Regions from separate parts of the Homo sapiens genome. Here region 1 is linked to region 2. The links are chromatin loops, found by intact Hi-C in ENCODE. Cell type or tissue: psoas muscle. All regions are shown on one strand.

Region 1 (5,000 bases), 74 kb before region 2:
CAGGTCTTCGGAAACTGGTTCCTCTGCTCCTTTGGGATATTCTTTTCTTAAACCTGGGTAGTTTCCTCACATACAAATACTGTTCGATATTCACCCGAAGGCTTTCAGGGGGCTCTCTGCAGATCTTTGGAGCTCTCTCTCTGGGAAGCTCTCCTCTCCAGTTCTCTGCCCTGTGAACTCTAGTCATGTTGGCCTCTCAGCCTCTCTGTTCTGTCTCCTCCACTCAGGGAGCTATAATAGCTTGGATGCTACTCCTTGTGCTGCAGCCTGGAAACTCTCCCCAGGTAGAAGCTGGCAAGTGTAGGGCTTACCTCATTAGTTTCTTGTCTCGGAGGAATTGCTGTTTTGTATTTGCCTTATGTTCAGTGTCTGAAAACTGTTGTTTCATATATTTTATCTAGGTTTTCAGTTGCTTTAGGAGAGAGGGTGAATCGACTCCCTGTTATTTCTTCTGTCCAGAAGCCCTGTAACTACATTTCCACACTTAATTATCACACATATCTTGTATATTAGGTATGATTATCCCCATTTTATAGATGAGGAAAGTTGAGTCTTAGGGATTAAGTTGTAGTATACTAGAGTTGAGAGGTAGAATAATGTAACAGATAAAAAGATGGACTGTGTGGCCAATCTGGGTTTCAGTCTCAGATTTCCCACTTCTTAGTTATGTGACCTTGTGCAAATTAACCTCTCTGTGCCTCAGTTTCCCCACCTGTAAGAATTCAGATGCTAATAATAGAAATGACCTATAGAATTGCTGGGGGAATTAAATGAGTAAATATATAACTGGCTCATAATTACTATATATTAGCTATTATTAACAGAGTGAGTAGTTAACCATCTTCAGCTGGGTGACAGGAACACCCATTTTGAACTCCAGCTCCATCACTATCTTACTCTGGAAACTTGGCCATGTGTATCAGTCAGGTTTCAATTAGAGAAACAGAACCACTAGGGGATTCTAACCTGAAACATACAGGAAAGGGAATTCTGGGAAACGTAGTTCAGCTGAGCCTAGTTGACAATTACAAAGACATCACACCATGCTACCTAGCTGCTCTGAGGGCTTATTTCCTTGTTGGTGAGATGGGACAGTAACACCTCTCTTTGGATTAAATGGGATAGAACACATGAAGCATTTGGGTCTGGCACAGGGAAGTGTTCAATAAATGGTTCTTAGCATAGCTGCTCAGGATCCCACAGATAATAACTGCCAGAGGAGTGATCTGAACTCACAGTTGTTGTCCCTAATGCCTAATGCTCCTCCCACTTCACCCTGCCACCTCCTGTGCTGGGCCTGAGAGTGTGGAAATGAGTAAGACAAGTCCCTGCTCTCAGGATCCCATATTTCAGTAGGGGGTAAGCCAGGGACACAAATAAATACAATATAGGTCAGGAAAAGGAAGGCAGACACCATTAATGGGGGATTTCTATAAGACTAGCTCTGAGCTGGATTCCCTATACAGGGGAAGGGAAGGATGCAAGGGTTGGGGGGTGAATGGTTTGCTGCATAGGTCCTCTGTGCCAGGCTCTGTAGTAGGAAGTTTACGTGATGATCACATTTAGTCTTCACAATTAAAGAATGAGCTAGATATTATCCCCGCAATACAGATAAGAGAACTGAGACCCTGAGAGATTAAGTCATTTGCCCTAGGTCACAGAGTGACCAAATGACAGAACCCCTGCATCCCAGGAGATGGCTAGAGTGCAGTGGAAGCTGCAGCTCAGGGTCTGTCCCCCGGGTCACTGCCAAAGAAGGGTACTCCCCCTGAGCTCAGAAGCCAGGGCTGGCTATTTAGCCCCCTCCCGGGCCTGCCCCTTGCACCTGTGTGTGCCCGTGGGCGGTGGGCCCGTGGTGGCTGCAGTGCCGTGGTGGTGGCAGCAGTGGCGGGCGGCAGCAGGGAGACAGTCACACCTCGCTGTTTTGTAAACTGTTTCTCACAGCTTGTTTGTTCCGGGTTAGGGCTGGAGCGGCACCGTATGGAAGTGTGACTCATTGTTTAATGTGGCAGCTCATTAGCAGAGCTTGTTGCTGCCTCTGATTTCTCTGCTCTTGCTAATTGGAGAGCCCAGTGGGGCCCTGGCTTCCCGTGAAGAACCAACCCAGCTTCCCCAGGGCTCTAGCTGGCCCTTGCCCCTCCAGGCTCCCTGAGGAGGCCACCCCATGCCTGTGGGCCCTGGGATCAGCCAGACTGGGTTCAAATCCCAGCTCATCCTGGCTGTGTAACCTGGGATAAAGCATTCCTCCTCTCTGAGCCTCAGTTTCCTTATCCACCTAATAATTGGGAAATAGCACCCACTTCCTCGGGGTAGGCTAGAGACACAGTAATAATGTGTGTAAAGTCCCCTGGTATGTATAGATGCTCAATAAGCAGTTTTGTAGTGTTATTATTATTAGGCTGAAACCTCAGAGAGCCCCTCTGTTTTGGCCTACCTGGGGCAGCCACCCAGCCCAGAGGTGCTCCAGAGGCTCAAGGTGTGAGGACCTCTTCCACTGCAGATAATCTAACACATTTCTTTCTTCCGTGCTTCACCCCTCCCAAGGCAAATCTGCCAAGGGGCCCCAAATGCCATTCCCTCTCTGTGACCCCAGAAAAGGAAGCACAGCCTGGCTTTGGAGGGCCCTGGGCCTTCCTTAAAGTGGAAGTCTGCTCCCTGGAGCTCTCCCTCAAATTTCAGCTCTCCTCTTTGAAGCCACACAGAACACATCTGTCCCCAGTGTCCCGTGACTGTCCTTTGCTATTTGAAGACAGTGATCACATCCCCTCTCCAAGTCTTCTCTCCAGGTGGAACATGTCCAGTTTCTTCAACTGTCCCTTAAATGACATAGCTCATATGCCTGCTGGACCATACCATCAGTGGTGACCTTAGAGTTGTGCAATGCCGTGACCTCATTCTGAGTCCCTTCCCCAACCTCCTCATGCTCTGAGTCTACTCCTCTTTGCTTAGGTGCCTCCTGAGATGTGCAGTCTAGAATTCAGCTCAGTCCTCTGAACACGATAGGGCAGCCCCATCTCCTACTACGTCAAGACCTGTGCTATCCAGTGATAATATAATGTGAGCCATGGGTATAATTTTAAATTTTCTAGTGGCTGCCTTAATAAAAGGAGCTGGGCATGGTGGCATGCGCCTATAATCCCAGTGCTTTGGGAGGCTGGGGTGGGAGGATTGCTGGAGCCCAGTAGTTCAAGGCTGCAGTGAGCTATGATTGTGCCACTGCACTCCAGCCTGGGCAACAGGGTGAAATACCATCTCAATAAATAAATAATAAATAAGCACCCATCTTTTTTAAAAAGTAAAAAGAAATAGGTAACATTAACTTAAAAAATATTTTCACTTAACCAAATGTAGTCAAAATGTTATTTCAGCATGTAATCAGTATCAAAAAATCATTCATGAGATACTTGAAACCTTTTTTCATACAAAATGTTCAAATCCGGTGTGTTTTTATACTTAACAGAACATCTCATTTGGACTAGCCACGTTTCAGGTGCTCGGGAACTCCACGGAATTAGTGGCTCCAGTGCTGAGCAGTGCCGTCCAGACTCTACCTTTGTTAACATGATCTGAACTGCTGTGGTGTTGTAGCTGACACATCACTCTGGTTCAGGAGGAAGGAGTCATCAAGTGCCTAAGGGCTGGGGCCTCTGGGTGGTAGGCAATCGCGACCCCAGTCTTGGTTTCATCATTAGTTCACTATGTATGTGATGTCGCTCTTCCTTTCCAGGCCTCAGCATCCTCATCTGACAATCACGAGGTGGGAAGAAGAAAGCAGCGCCTGCTCGGTGCCAGGAACCCCCCGGGGCGCTCCCCATGTGCTGTGTTACATGTTTCTTGGAAAGCCCACTGTTTTAGGTTTTCTTATCTCTGTTTCATTCCCACTTGACCCTGAGACTTCCTCCAGGGCCTTGTGGACTCATAGCTGGTGTGTTGGTTGCTTCTGCCCTCCTGGCCACCATGGATACCAGTGGGCTCAGTTTTAGGCATGCAGCCCTCAAACCTCTTCCCTTCCTTGTCATGACTCTTTCCCTAAGTCGTAGACTAAGGACAGTGATGGCAGTGTTTTGATACGTGTCTGCAGGTGGCGGGCTCCTGCTGGATGAAAACGCCTCTGCCTGCCCAGGTGTCTGGTCTGTCACTTGCAGAGCCGTCCCTTCATGGTGGTGGTTGTGAGGCCAGGTCCCAGCCCCTCCCTGTGCCTGGTACTGTTCTGCTAGAATGTATTAGAGTGAAACCCAGACATCACATTGCCCACAGCTTCCTCCCTCATTGGCTTCCTCCCCAACTCCTCACATCCAGCTTACTTCTCCTTCCTGACCACAGGCACTCGTTCCCGTCCAAGAGCCACCTGTGTGACTTTGAGAACATCACTTCACTTGACAGAATCTCCGTGTCCATGTGTGAGATAGAGGAGAATTCCACCTTCCTCCTGAGGTTGGTGAGAATGACAACTGAGACTGTGTGATATGTGATATGTGACCGTGCCTCGCTCAGTACTTGGGGTAAATGTTAACTGTGACTGAATCTTTACCAGTCATTTTAAGAACAACTTAGCCTTACTCTCCTAACCTGAACCCTCTCTGGGGCTCCTCTGTGAGCTCTGCATGGCTTTCCTCTCATTCCCCAGCCATCTGGGTCTTTCTAGACTAGCCGGGAAAGCACCCCATCACTTCTGAACAGGGAGCTAATTGGCAGATGCCCACTTCCTTCCAGGAAAAGCCACTAAATCATGGTGCTGAAGGGGAGCTTGGTGGTCATGCTGGGGATACCCCATCACCAAGACAAACCGTCTTCGAAAATAAGACAGATGTGACTTCTACTGTGAATCTGTCTTTTCTTTTTCTTTTTCTTTCTTTTTTTTTTTTTTGAGACAGTCTGACTCTGTCACCCAGACTGGAGTGCAGTGGTGCGATCTTGGCTCACTGCAAGCTCCACCTCCCGGGTTCACACAGTTCTCCTGCCTCAGCCTCCTGAGGAGCTGGGACTACAGGCGCCTGGCA
Region 2 (5,000 bases):
CTGAAGGAAGGAGGAAGGGAGCTGGCATCTGTGGAGGACCACTTCTGACCAAGACTGCCTAGTGAATGCTGGCCACTTTCATCTTGTTAAATTTTTAAGTGAAAGGTCAAGGGACTTGCAGGGTTCATGGGGCTGGAGCAGGACAAGGTGGGCCTTGACCTCAGGCATCCATCTCCATATAGCCATGGGCATGGCTGGACAGACATACAGGTTGGAGTGGCCTGGGCACAGCTGCCAACAGCAGCCCCCCCACCCAGCCCCGACTGCCACACTGCATGTGCTGTCCCTGCTGAGGCTGGGGGGAATGAGAAAGTGGAGTGAAGGCATGGAGAGGGCCTGGGTAAGGGGCTCGGGGCTGGACACCCTAGGCATAGCCACAGGTCCTTGAGCTCCAGAGTATCCTGGTGATGCCTGGGGCAGTTCTTGGGTCTCCCCCAAGAGACTGCTCTGGGGCAGGGTGAGCGAAGTCTCCCCCACTGGATGGCATGCTCTGAGGCTTCCTGGAGTTGTCCCCTGTGGCCTGCCAGGGGCCTGGCCGGTGCTGCAGCCTGAGATTTACAAGCCAGCCTGAAGGCGCAAACAATAAATCAAGCTTGAGTCTGGCCGTGGACTTGTCCTCCCACTGCCTTCCAGGCCTCTCACCTGCCATGTCCAAGCCAGGCACTAGAGCTGGGATGGGAGCATCGGGGAGGAGCCCTGGCCCAGCCTCCACCTTCCTGCTTCTCCCTGTGAGACCCTCTCTCTGGGTTTTCCAGGTACTGAGGCCTGGAGGTTAAGGGCTGGGGCTCTTGAAGCTGTCAGCCTGGGTCCAAGCACCAGAGCCCCTCTATTCCTGGTTGGGGAGCTTGTGCAGAGGCATAGCTCTGAGCATCCATTTATGGGGATAATGGTCACACCAGCACCAGGTGCCCTTGTGGGTTTGCTAAGGTGCTTAAAACAGGGCCTGGGAGGTAAGTTGCTCTTACCTGAGTCCCTAAAACAGAACAGAGGGACAAGGGTGTGGCTTTGCCTGTGCCCCAGGGTTTATCCCTCATTGTGTCTGTCCAAGTGCCTTGGGGAGAGGTCAGGGCAGCCCTTTCCCTAGAGGCTGCTGTGAATCACTGGGCTCAAAGCAGGGCCAGGACAGGGCTGACTGGGGAGGTGCTGGGAGGTGCCCCCAGCCACAGCCCTGCAGGCTCAGGGACAGGAACAGTGATAGAAACCAGCCTTTCCTGTCCCCTCTTCCCACTGTGGCTTTTCCTCCTCTGGACAACCCTATGAAGCAGATACTGTCCCTGTTTAAAGATGAGGTTGCTGATCTCATCCTTAGATGAGGGAGAAGAGGAGGTATGTGACTTGCCCAAGGTCACACAGCTCGTAAAAGGCAGGTGGAAATTTGAACCAGCCTCTCTGGGTTTTAGTGTCTCTCAAGAGCACACCAGGCCCAGTGGCTGGGACAGGACAGGACAGGGTGCTGGGAGTTGGTGAGGCCTGGCAAACCACAGGTGCTCACCAAGTATCATTCCCTCTGCCTTCGGAGGCTAGGGAGAGGGATGAAGGGTGCCTCTTCACTGCACAGGGGCCTGTAGGATGCCCAGCAGGGGCCCACCAGGGCTGAGTGGGGCGGGAGCTCAGGGAGGTTGGTGCCCCAGGTGAGTCCCAAGCCCTGCCCTGGAAGAGGCTCAGGAGATAAGCTGGGGCCCTAGGGCCGCATCTCCTAGCAACATGGCCTTGGGGACCCTGCCTGTCTGCCTCAGGTGCCCCAGGGAGCCCAGCTCAACCGCCATCCCCAGGTGTCTGGCTGAGGAACCTGCTGGGTGGGGGCGGAGCAGAGGGCGAGTGCCAAGCCTGGGCTTAGCCCCCAGGACAGGGAAAGAGGGTCCCCTCCTCCAGCCAAGGGTGAAGCTTCTGGGGTGTGGGGGGCTGTGGGGCTGAGAGGGGAGGGGTTTTCCTCTTCCCCTTCCAGCCGTCTCTCTGTGTCTGTCCCCATCTCTCTTCCTAGTGTGCTCCCTGCATCTGGGAGCTCTCCCTTCTCCCTTCCTCTGCCTCCTGCGGCCGCCCTCACTCCCCCACTTCTCCCTCAGGGTTCGGTTTCTCTGTCTGTCCGTCTATCTCTCTTCCTGTCCCACCCGTCTCTTCCGAATGTCTCTCCCACATCTCTCTCGTGCCCCCGCCCTGTTTCCCGTGTTGCTTTGCTCTGCCTCCCTCTGCCCCCCGCCCCCCTGGCTCTCTCCATCCCTTATGCTGAGGCCTCCCCACCCTCACACTTGTGGCTTCCCCTGTCTCCTGCAGCCTTCAGGGAGCCAGGGAGGCAGCGTAGGTGCTGGTACCCCAGCCTCGGTTGGGAGTCATACCACGGATGCTTAGGGGGTGTGCAGGGAAGCCAGCCTGAACAGGAAGACAAAAATTCACTCATGACCTGGGGCTGATCTTGCCTTCTCTTGGGCCTCAGTTTCCCCATCTGTGAAATGGGTCTAATGGCTTTGGTAGGAAGTATCCGTGTTCTCTAGGCTGTTGTGGATCACAGGCTGTGATAGAAATGGACAGAATGTCAGGCTGAGGTGGTGTAGGGCATCTTCTGGAGAAAGGGCTGTGGTGGTGGAAGCCCTTCTGGAGGATGGAGGCTCATCCTTGTCCTTCTGGCCGGCAGGCTTTGGCTGGCACTGCCCTCCTCCCTCAGGAGTGGTCTTCCTGGGGTGAGTCAGGGAGGCCTTGGCGCACTTGGCTGCATCATGGTGCCCTCTGGTGGCATGCGGCAGAAACTGCTGCCACATTTTGCTCTGCCCTCTGGTCCTGGGCGGGTGTGGACTCCAGGGCTTGCTGAGTGACCCTGGGCCCTGGGAATGCCAGTAGGAGCTAAACTCTACTGTGCACTAGGTGAGTGCCAGGCTTCTCTGCACCACAACTGCTTCTGTGCACTCTCCTATTTCGTCTTCACCCTGCCCCACTATTATCCCCATCTTACAGATGGGAAAGTTGAGACCCAGGGTTTTAACCCAGGCAGTTGGCTCCACAGCCAGCACTCTTGACACCACACTTGGAATTCTGCCTCTAAAATGACTCCAGCAGATGCTACAATCCCACTATCAGTGAAGACCCATTCTTTGGGGCTATTTATTTGTCTAACAAATATGTATTTACACTTGCTATTTTCAGAGCCAAAGGAGCTCACAGAATGCACTTAGCCTGATTGTGTCACTTTACAGATGGTGAAACTGAGACCCAGAGAGGGGGAGTGACTGTCCCATGGTCACATGTGTGAGTATGAGGGTGTATGGTAGGACTAATGGATGGCAGTGCGATTGTCAAGCCCAGCATGTGTGAGGCAGTGTGGGACGGGCATAGGAGACAAAACACGATGAGTGCAGTGTTCTGGGGTGAGGGAGGCCACAGTGGGTAGGAGCTAGGGGCCACCCCACCCTAAGTGGGAAGCACCGCTGGAGGAAATGCATGGGGCAAGGGTGGGTGTGAGCTTGGATATGGGCGTGGCTGGGGTCAGTGTCTGAGCTGTGTGAGGGAGAAAGCGGAAGGGAAATGTCTAGGAGCCAGTGGGAGCCACTGGAGGGGGCCACAGTTTCCCAGCACCTGCCTGGTGCCAGGCAATGCAAGGAGTAGGACAGCCTGTCCTCATGGAGCCTGCATTCCAGGGGCTGAAAGCACAGATCACTCCAGAAACAGGCCTCTCACATCCCATCCATGGTGATGGACTCAGAACAGTGTGGGAGGCAAGGCAAGGGGTCTTGATGGGAGCTCCCTGGGGTGAGTGAAACGGTCTAGAGCTTAGCCTGGGGGGTAGTGACCCGGAGGGTTCAGAGGTAGAAATACATCGAGCTGTTCACTTCAAAATAGTGCCCCTTACTGTATGCAAATCTTACCTCAATTAAAAAAGAAGAAAACAAAAAAACCTAGCCTTCTGCTTTGGGTGGGAGGGAAAGTGGGAGTGGCCAGTAATTGTGGCCTGGGTGGAGAGGACCTAGACAGAGAGGTGCTGGCAGAGAATTCTACGGAAAGTTTGCTGGTGGGAGTGAAAGCTGGAACTCGGCTCTAGGTTTCTGAGGAGCCCCAGGGGATGAAGCTGCAAAGATGTGGGGAGGCTCAGGGATCCTGGGGCATCCCATCTCTGGAAGAGCCTCCCCTCTGCAGAAGTGGCAAGAAGCCCTCCGAGAGTGTGGGTCTGGGATGCTTTTTGTCAAATCTGCAGGTGCCTGGGTCCGCAGTCTACTCCTCTGCTGGGGGTGGAGGGGATCCCCTAGATCTACATTTTCACACATTCCCAGGGTAATTTTGACACTGTCAGCTGCACACCAGTATTAGGAAATCACAGCCTGAGGTTCCTTCCAAGCCCTGGCTTCTGTGAATCCAGATTCTGAGATTTCCTGCACTGGAAAGTCATTTTAGCTAGGCCAGCACTGCCACCGCTGGCCATGGCGAGGCTGAGTCCCAGGGAGGGGAAGTGACGTGCCCATGGACTCACAGCCAGCTTGCATCCAGAGCTGTAACCGGAACCCTGCCTAGGCTGCCAGGCCAGGCTCCCAGCCCCGGCCCGGTCAACTTTGTCATGCCCAAGGAATTCCCAGCTGTCAGAGATGGGCGGGGACCGTAGGCAATGGCAGGGAGCCTGGCAGCTGTAGGTGGGCCCCACCCACCCTCCAGGTGCCCCAGGTCTCCCGGGTTGGTTGGGGGCCATCTCAGGCTGTTGGCTGCTCGGGGCTCAGGCCCACCTCCTGCCTCTGTGGCCCCAAATAGAGCTCCTGGGGGCACTTGGCCACCAGGGGAGGAGAGCAGAACCCTGACTCTGTTCCTAGCAGGGGGAGGACCTGTTGAGTCCTGTCATGTGGGAGTGCCACCCCAAACTCCTGCCTGCAGAACCTCATTGGGATGCTGGTGGCACAGGCTGAGCCGGCAAGGTCACTGGAGAACAGAGCGAGGGTGAGGGCGTCCACCGCCAGCCTGGCACTGCCCCCACTGGCGCCTGTTGGGTCTGAACCTCTGCCTAAGGCAGTTGCTTGCACCTGGCCTCA

Evidence for each region. Peaks named below come from ENCODE experiments on the same cell type or tissue, not always from the same donor. Only the 100,000 strongest peaks of a DNase experiment are listed, where the experiment ranks them.
Region 1: it touches region 2 in a loop (3-fold over the local background); 7 of 110 quality-filtered maps call a loop at or near these places.

Annotation. Positions count from the first base shown.
Region 1 is chr1:41,340,276-41,345,275 of GRCh38, forward strand. No RefSeq gene overlaps it. Among named protein-coding and RNA genes, the nearest start is that of FOXO6, 19 kb to the right of the region's middle. RefSeq lists an enhancer at 4,185-4,244. In psoas muscle, no CTCF peak of the experiment used is centred here; DNase peaks (open chromatin) are centred at 1,945 and 2,838; H3K4me3 peaks cover 591 bases; H3K27ac peaks cover 3,888 bases.
Region 2 is chr1:41,414,546-41,419,545 of GRCh38, forward strand. No RefSeq gene overlaps it. Among named protein-coding and RNA genes, the nearest start is that of FOXO6-AS1, 41 kb to the left of the region's middle. RefSeq lists a silencer at 4,412-4,706 and an enhancer at 4,412-4,706. In psoas muscle, CTCF peaks have their summits at 2,723 (motif pointing left) and 4,393; DNase peaks (open chromatin) are centred at 2,706, 4,486 and 4,926; H3K27ac peaks cover 2,171 bases.